Regions from separate parts of the Homo sapiens genome. Here all the other regions are linked to region 1. A link is a loop called in an ENCODE intact Hi-C map of the cell type or tissue named here. Cell type or tissue: dorsolateral prefrontal cortex. All regions are shown on one strand. Region 1 overlaps NRXN3 (neurexin 3). Region 2 overlaps NRXN3 (neurexin 3). Region 3 overlaps NRXN3 (neurexin 3).

Region 1 (2,500 bases):
TCTTCATCTGTACAATGGAGATATTAATGCTCATGCCCCAAAACTTCTCATAGCTGCTGTGAGGGTCAAATTAAATGGTGCGTGATATAAACGTGAACGCTCTAATAAAAAATAGAGAAAAATATCTGTGGCACATTTTAGAGATATTGTGTGAAAATGTAAGATAATAAATGTGATAACAGGCTGGGTGCGGTGGCTCATGCCTGTAATCCCAGCACTTTGGGAGGCCAAGGCAGGTGGATCACTTGGGGCCAGGAGTTCAAGACCAGCCTGGCCAACATGGTGAAACCCCATCTCTACTAAAAATACAAAAAATTAGCTAGGCCTGGTGGCTTGTGACTGTGGTCCCAGGTACTCAGGAGGCTGAGACATGAGAATTACTTGAGCCTGAAAGGCGGAGGTTACGGTGAGCCAAGATCGCGCCACGATATTCCTACCTAGGTGACAGAGTGAGACACCATCTCAAAAATAAATAAATAAATGTGATAACACCATAAAGAGAATGAAACACCATATAGGAGTGAGATGAGGAAGACACAGAGAGAGGTGCTGTTCCTGAAGTTCAGACAAGAAATCAGAAGTCATAGGAGGCTGCGGAGGGAATGAGGAATAAAGGAGTGTACTAAAAAGTAATTTGTTTTCTTCTTTACCTGGTTTATCCAAAAAGGCACCGAGTGCTCACTCTCTCCGCGCCCAGGGTGGGGAGATTCCACTGCAGAGAGCATGATTTGAGTTGGTTCTGAACTTACGCAGGAACTGAGAGACTGCTGAGACACTTCTGTCCCATCTCAGCGGGAACCTTCCCAAATGTGGAAGCCCAATGGAAGGCACTCTTCAGGCTGAAGACTGGGGTCAGTTTCATCTTTATACATCATAAAGAAGCTGAGTGGAATGCAGGCAGGGGAGGGGATAAGAGGGGAGAAGCTCTGAACCACACAAAATGCGGAGGAGAGCTACCCATCAGAATGCCCACACCAACTTTGGGGATCCCCAGGAGCAAAGCTGCCAGACCATGAAATTAGTGATAATGCGCCACCTTCTGGCAGACCTGAATATTGCACAACATCCGGTGTCCGTGAATTGCAACCCTTGTCCCAGTTCAGAGATCTAAGGGATCTTTCCAAGTCAATACACTGGTTTCACAGCACCTCCAAGACCAGGACTAGCCTAGGAAAAACTGCTACAGTGAAAAAAACGTGTTTTAGCAGCTCCTGCTTCTTTATTCAACTTGTTCTTTCCAGATTTTCCACCTTCATTTGGCTACCCAAACCCAATGTTCTTAATGCATATGCAAGTACCCATGACCTATTGAGTCACCTCCTCCAGCAACGCTTGTATTTTTACAAAAGCCTAAGGCCATGAGTGCTGTGTAATATTCATCCTGCATTCCAATTAAAACAGGTATTGGGCAATTGCTCTGTGCTACACACTGTGCTAGATAAGTAGCCGTCTTTCAGGGTCTTATAATCTATTTAGGAAAGTAAAAAAAATGACTAAACTAGATGCCACCGTGCAAGGAGATCATAAGTTGAACAGTAAAGATGATAGACTATCTAGGAGTTCTAGAAAGGAAAAAATTATTATGGTTGGGGAGGTCAAAGAAGGTAGTATTTGACCTGTGCTTTAAAGGAGTGAGATTTTTAAAAGAAGAGATGAAGAAGATACACCCAGTAAAAAGAATAGAACACACAAAGGCACAGGATGGGGAAAAGGCAAAACCTGCTCATGCAATACTTTGAACAGAGCATGTCAGGGAATAACAATGACAACTACTGGTACATTTTTATAAGGCCCATTTTTACAACTGTATCTTTTCAATCATCCCATATGGAGATATTATGACTACTGAGCCCATTTCACAGATGAAGAAAGGTAGGCTATAAGAGCCTCACTTGCTTTATGAAGTTTCTATAACTAGGAAAAGAAGAACTTAAACCCACAGACTCCATTTTCAAATCTCAGGCCATAGCAAGCATGATTAACTCAAAAAGGGAGATTGCAACTATTCTGTGAAGGACAAGGAATACCAAGCTAAAAAAGGAAATCAAGCTAATGTTGAGATTTCAGGACTGTGACAGTAAAGTGGGTCTCCCCTTTGGGGCTTGGAGTGGTGATGAGATTTTATGAGTTTTTCTCTCCTTCCAGACAAGGGCTGGCCCCTCACTGGTCATTATCTTTCCTCTTAGAAACACACCCCAGGTTCTACAGCCATACAGCCACTTGCAAACAACATATTAAAAAAGTTATTTCTTTCTTCCTCCAGTGCATTTATCTGTTTGTTTGATTTCCTGCATGCTGCATTATATGTTATTAGGCCTTAGGGTGCCTCCGTAAATTAAAACGATACAGTCAAAATGTATGATTAAAAGAATGAGAGGCAATTGCAGCATAATCATACTATGCATTCATATCCCACTTTAGCATCTGTTATCTCATTTACTCACACAGAAATCAGCAGCACTCTGAAATATGAATGACAGAATGCAGCAACTCGATTTTA
Region 2 (2,500 bases), 390 kb before region 1:
CAAATAATGTATGCAACAGTGTTTACCAGAGGCCTGGAAGACACAGTGCTCCAGAAATGGCAGCTATTATTAACATAATGATTCAACACATAGGATTTTAATTTTATATTATACTATAGTTACTAGGAATATCTATGTATCTACTTCTACACAATAAAAAAATCTGTAGAAATTAATGTTACAAGAACGAGGTAATATTTTTAAGTGAGGTTGTTAGCCTACTTAATTAATCTTATCATAGATTTAAAAGCATAGAATGGTCTAAGATAGATTTTCTGAAGCACTGCTAAAATAAAGAAGTATTTTAAAGACTTTTTAAATGGAAGAACATTTGCTAGGGAAAGTAAAGAGCATTAAAGACTTGGTTGTAAAAAGTTCAGTATATTCCACAGATAGTAGAGTTAAAGGGGGGCAAAGAAGATTATACTATTTCTATTTTATCCTCCTTGGTGATCACTCCATAGCTGATAATCTAATAACAAAAATCTAATCTATATAATTAATATCTCATTTATAGGTAAAATAATTTGTTATCTAATATGGCTCAGTGAAAACTCTGTTTAGCATTCTCTGGGCTTCTAATATAGATTCATGCTGAGGTTCCAAGAGATCAACTTGAAAATATGCTCTCTAATCCAACATAAGGCTAAAAATTATGAAGGCAAGATTTTGCATCTACACCAATATGTTTTCTGGAACACTGTAATGTGGCATAACAACACGCAAAGGTGGCTTTTCACTAAAGATGGAAGCCCAAATAACTGATGTGCTTCAATACAAAATCGAATTAAGAACAAATTTGTGGAGGGGAACAGTCAAAGCCTGAGACCAGAAGAACCCACAGGCGACTTCCACCTGCTCTAGAAGTGGCAGGGACAGGCATGGGGGTGGGGAGCAGGGAACAACCAAGAACAAGTATTTCTCAAAGGACACTTGCTCTTTCCAAAAGGATCAGAGAAAAGTACCATATGAGAGCATTCTCCACTCAAATAGAAAACATTCTCAAAGAGAAAAAAAAAAAACCCACAAAAATAAAGAGGCAAAGGACTAGGGTGAAGCATTTTCAGGTTTCCTTCCATAAACTTGTTTGACAAATTCCAGGATCACTCACCAGGCCCAAAGTGGCCACTATTCACAGTTGGATCCAACATTAAATCCCCAAATCAATAAACATTTTAAAGCCAACAAAGAGGGCCTTAGACACAAGGTGGAGAGAGGTTTGTTTTCATTTTAACAGGAACTTGGCTGCTATTTCTAACCCAAAAGTAATTTGCTTCTGGACTGAAAGAGAGAGAGACTTTAGATTTAAGGATAGTAATGCTGTAATTCTTAATAAACTATTGCAAATCAAGCATTCTGAATAGGGCTCGATAGAGGTGCATTCACAATCTCACTTTTCATTCATACTGTAGCCTCTCACACTAATCTCCGCCCAACTCCCAGGCAAAAGTTTCTTAATTAAGGATGGGGGGTGGACAGTAGGTGGCGATGTGGGTTAACAAGTGAACTTGAACACTGCCTTCACAGACTCCAGCCTTCAAAGGAGGGAGCAACTGATACTCCTTGTGGCCACTCTAAGGCTCAATAGAATAGAAGGAAGTGTGGATCTTCTCCGGCTTGCAGCAAGAAAATGGCTGACCCTGGAACACTGTAGAACATCAGCCCATGTCTTCCCTACTCATAGTCTATTATCTCCTCAGGTATGCCAATGCTGAAAGTATTTAAATAAAGTAAATTGTCCTATTCACATCTCAACATGGATTATACATAAAAGTAATTGTGCAGCAAATTAAATGAAAATAACAATTACATGTCATGAAATAAACTAATACTAGAGCCCACTAAACTATCATGGAGGACACAGGTTATGCTGTTTTATTTTCCTTTCTTTCTGAGGGCTCCAAATTAGAGCACCATGTTATTAAAAAAATATACATTTAAAAGACTAGGGTTCCTGAGTTGTGGTCCACAGACGAGCTACATCAGAATTACTGCACATGCTTATGAAAATGTATATCAGTCCCAACTCAACCTACTGAATCAGATGTTCTGAGCATGGAGCTGAGGAAACTACACTTTGGCCAGCTTCTCATTTAGGCAATAAAATTGCTCTTTATATCTTATACTTCACTGAATAGCCTCCCAAGAAGGAGGTGAAAACCTTTTGAATAACAATATTTATAGTAAAGGCAGCAGCAAAAGCTGGGATTTATAAGGAGAAAGTTGTTTTTCTGTCTCCCCTTTCCCCATCATGGCAGATAATAGAATAAGTAACATTCTCTTTCCTTTTTTGCTTTCATGTTGTGTCTTGCCTGTTTCCTAAGTCTCTGTGTTCTGGAAAATTTAAACATCTTAACTGTTTCTAGTGCATATGATTTTAATATTTATGGGTTTTAGATGACGTAGACACATTTTGAAAGAGACCTTAAAAATTGATTCAGTGTATTCTGTGTGCCAGAGCAAGATAATAAGCTTGACAAATTATAGGGCACCCCCACAG
Region 3 (2,500 bases), 150 kb before region 1:
TGTCAGGGGTTGGAGGGGTACAGGAAAAGGAATCAATGGTGATCCTGAAGGTTGGAAGACCAAGAAGTGTACAGACAAAGCATGTAAGTTTGGATTTTGTAGAACTATCTATGTAACGCTGACTTTTAGGTAAATTGTCACTCGAAGGCACCAGATTGCTATGTGTTAACTATAGACTGAGAAATAAGACTAAATTTCTATTATGAAGCAAGAAAGGTAATTCAAGCTCCTCATTTTCAAAGGAAGAAATGCAACACGCTATAAAGCATATCATTTAAACCCTCAATAGCTTTGCCAGCATAAGTTGCATTCTAAATGTCTGTAGGTGGAAAGCCGCTAGGTTTCAAAGATGCCCTCTTCGATGCCATGAAATGTGCTATTTCCCCTCATTTCCTTTCCATGAGTTAAACTCTTGGAAGAGGAAGTAGAAGGAGGGAAGTTTTGCCCAGTAAATTGGGGATTCTTGTCCCAAAGGGTAAAAGAAGCTGATATAGTAAACTGAGTTTTGTCCCTGCATGCTGCATCTCTTCTCATTCCACTAACCTCTTCAGCCTCTCCATAAATTAATCCTCTTGTATTATTGCCTGTTACAAAGGGCAACCGTCAGGGTAAGAAGACCCTACTAAGAACTCTCTGCCTGAGCCCAACATCAACAATGCCCATATGATCTTCAGCAATCCAGCTTTTTTATTGTAACCAGAGACCAGAGTTCTAACCTTCTTGAAATAATCTCCACCTAGACCCACCTTCCAGTTTATCTGAGAACTCACTTAAAGACTACACCACAATAACACATTCTGCAAAGACCCCGCGTCCCAGAGATGGCACATACCCCAGACTGCCTTGCTCCTCTGCAAACCTTAGCCAATTACCGAGATATTGGCTCCCTCTGCTACAACTACATATAACCCTGTCTTCAAAGCCAAATGTTAAAAAGCCTCATCCATATTAACCAGCTCCCTTTGGGAAGTGATAATTGGAAAACCACATAATGATATCTGTTTGCTAGAGAAAACATCTAACTGAGGCAGAAGTGACACAGCAAATGTGTGACTGCGAGAGCAGACCCCAGGTGCCTTAGCTGCCCCAAAACATGGACATGCGACCGCAGAAGAGGCAGGAGCGTCCCAGCGCTGCAGCTGGTACAGGGTTACTCTAGACGAAACAGGCCCTCTGTGTTACAGATCTGACTTCCAGAAATAGGAAGGATGATGCTCTTTCCCTCCCTCCCTCTCTCTCTCTCTCTGCAGAATCTCAGGTCAGGAGTTGTGCTGAAAGAATCCCGAGCCCCCTTGGCAGTCAGTGTCCCAGGAACCCTTGCTCACGTGTCAGCGGCACCACCAAGCCAAGTCTGAGGGGGTGCTGGGTATGCTACTGCATTCTAGCCACTAGAGGGCAACAGAGTCACATCCACGCCTCTGGCTCTGGTTCCATCACCTGAAAGAAGAGTAAACTGCACACAAATCACTGCCATGTTCCTCAAATTGAAGGCTACAGTAATTATCCATGAAAATGAGGAATGCAGAATCTACTACTCTGTAAGGCTGTCTGGGCTTTGCTTTATTTTGTCAACTTGCCCTTCAAGGTGGCCCAGAGCTGTGAAGCAGAGACCTTTTGAGTTCTGCATCATCGAGGGTGAGTCTTAAAGTCCTCCTGCTTTTAATCCTGATGGTGCTGGCAGCTGTAACCCACCCTTCCTGTCTTTCTGAGATGGCAACAATATGCCAAGAGGGATCAACTAGCCGTGGTCATCACGTGCATCTTCTTGAACCACAGATACCCTTGCATCCCCTTGACTCATGGCCACTGTTTATATGTCTTCATGAAAGGACATTGAAATATGGGAAAATACAGAGCTGGGTGGTAGGTGAGAAATGACGAAGAGGAGGCTTCCTTGAACAAAATGGAAAGAAGAAAAGCCATCCCCAGTCCATAATCTTATTGTTAGTAGGGCCCTTGGAGATATCCAGTCCAATACCTCAGCTTCACGGGCAGAGGATCTAAGGCCCTGAGAATTCTGATTGCTCTCCAAGGTCAAACTATTGAATGGCAGAGCCAGATTGAGGCCTGAGGCCTCCAAGGTCCTTGCTATATTCTTTCCTGTACCCCATGAAGCTTCTATTGGGTCCTTTGTAAGATGCAAGATGGGGATGGAGATAAAAACTGGAAAAAAAACAAAGAAAATAGATTCTTCAGTTTTTGTAATCAACATGTAGTAATGTAGGATAAATTTAAGACAATATTACTTCTCCCTGGAAAAAATAGGATTCTATCTTTAATTGTAGAACGAAAATATTTTCTCTTAAAGGAATTTCAGTCATCAGTACAGTGTGGAGGGGTATTTTATTTAGGGAGCTCATCTACATATTTTTAAAGTCAGACACTAAGCTCACCTTTTCCTCACCCTCCTTATCAGCTGATCCTGCATTTATTCCAGCTTCTCAGACCACCTCATCCCCGACACAGTCTTCTCCAGCAGTATGCTGGCCTGGATCAGATG

Evidence for each region. A loop is a pair of places that touch in the nucleus more often than their neighbours do. Peaks named below come from ENCODE experiments on the same cell type or tissue, not always from the same donor. Only the 100,000 strongest peaks of a DNase experiment are listed, where the experiment ranks them.
Region 2: it touches region 1 in a loop (7-fold over the local background); 10 of 110 quality-filtered maps call a loop at or near these places.
Region 3: it touches region 1 in a loop (2.6-fold over the local background); 20 of 110 quality-filtered maps call a loop at or near these places.

What each region holds. Positions count from the first base shown.
Region 1 is chr14:78,447,195-78,449,694 of GRCh38, reverse strand. The region is part of intron 4 of NRXN3 (neurexin 3); the gene reads right to left. Among named protein-coding and RNA genes, the nearest start is that of NRXN3-AS2, 260 kb to the left of the region's middle. RefSeq lists an enhancer at 780-969. In dorsolateral prefrontal cortex, CTCF peaks have their summits at 842 and 1,041 (motif pointing left); a DNase peak (open chromatin) is centred at 1,034.
Region 2 is chr14:78,836,015-78,838,514 of GRCh38, reverse strand. The region is part of intron 10 of NRXN3 (neurexin 3); the gene reads right to left. Among named protein-coding and RNA genes, the nearest start is that of NRXN3-AS2, 130 kb to the right of the region's middle. In dorsolateral prefrontal cortex, CTCF peaks have their summits at 1,279 and 1,478 (motif pointing right); a DNase peak (open chromatin) is centred at 1,494; H3K27ac peaks cover 1,039 bases.
Region 3 is chr14:78,597,115-78,599,614 of GRCh38, reverse strand. All of the region lies in intron 4 of NRXN3 (neurexin 3), which reads right to left. Among named protein-coding and RNA genes, the nearest start is that of NRXN3-AS2, 110 kb to the left of the region's middle. RefSeq lists a silencer at 1,275-1,324. In dorsolateral prefrontal cortex, CTCF peaks have their summits at 1,186 and 1,389 (motif pointing right); a DNase peak (open chromatin) is centred at 1,364; H3K4me3 peaks cover 549 bases; H3K27ac peaks cover 1,603 bases.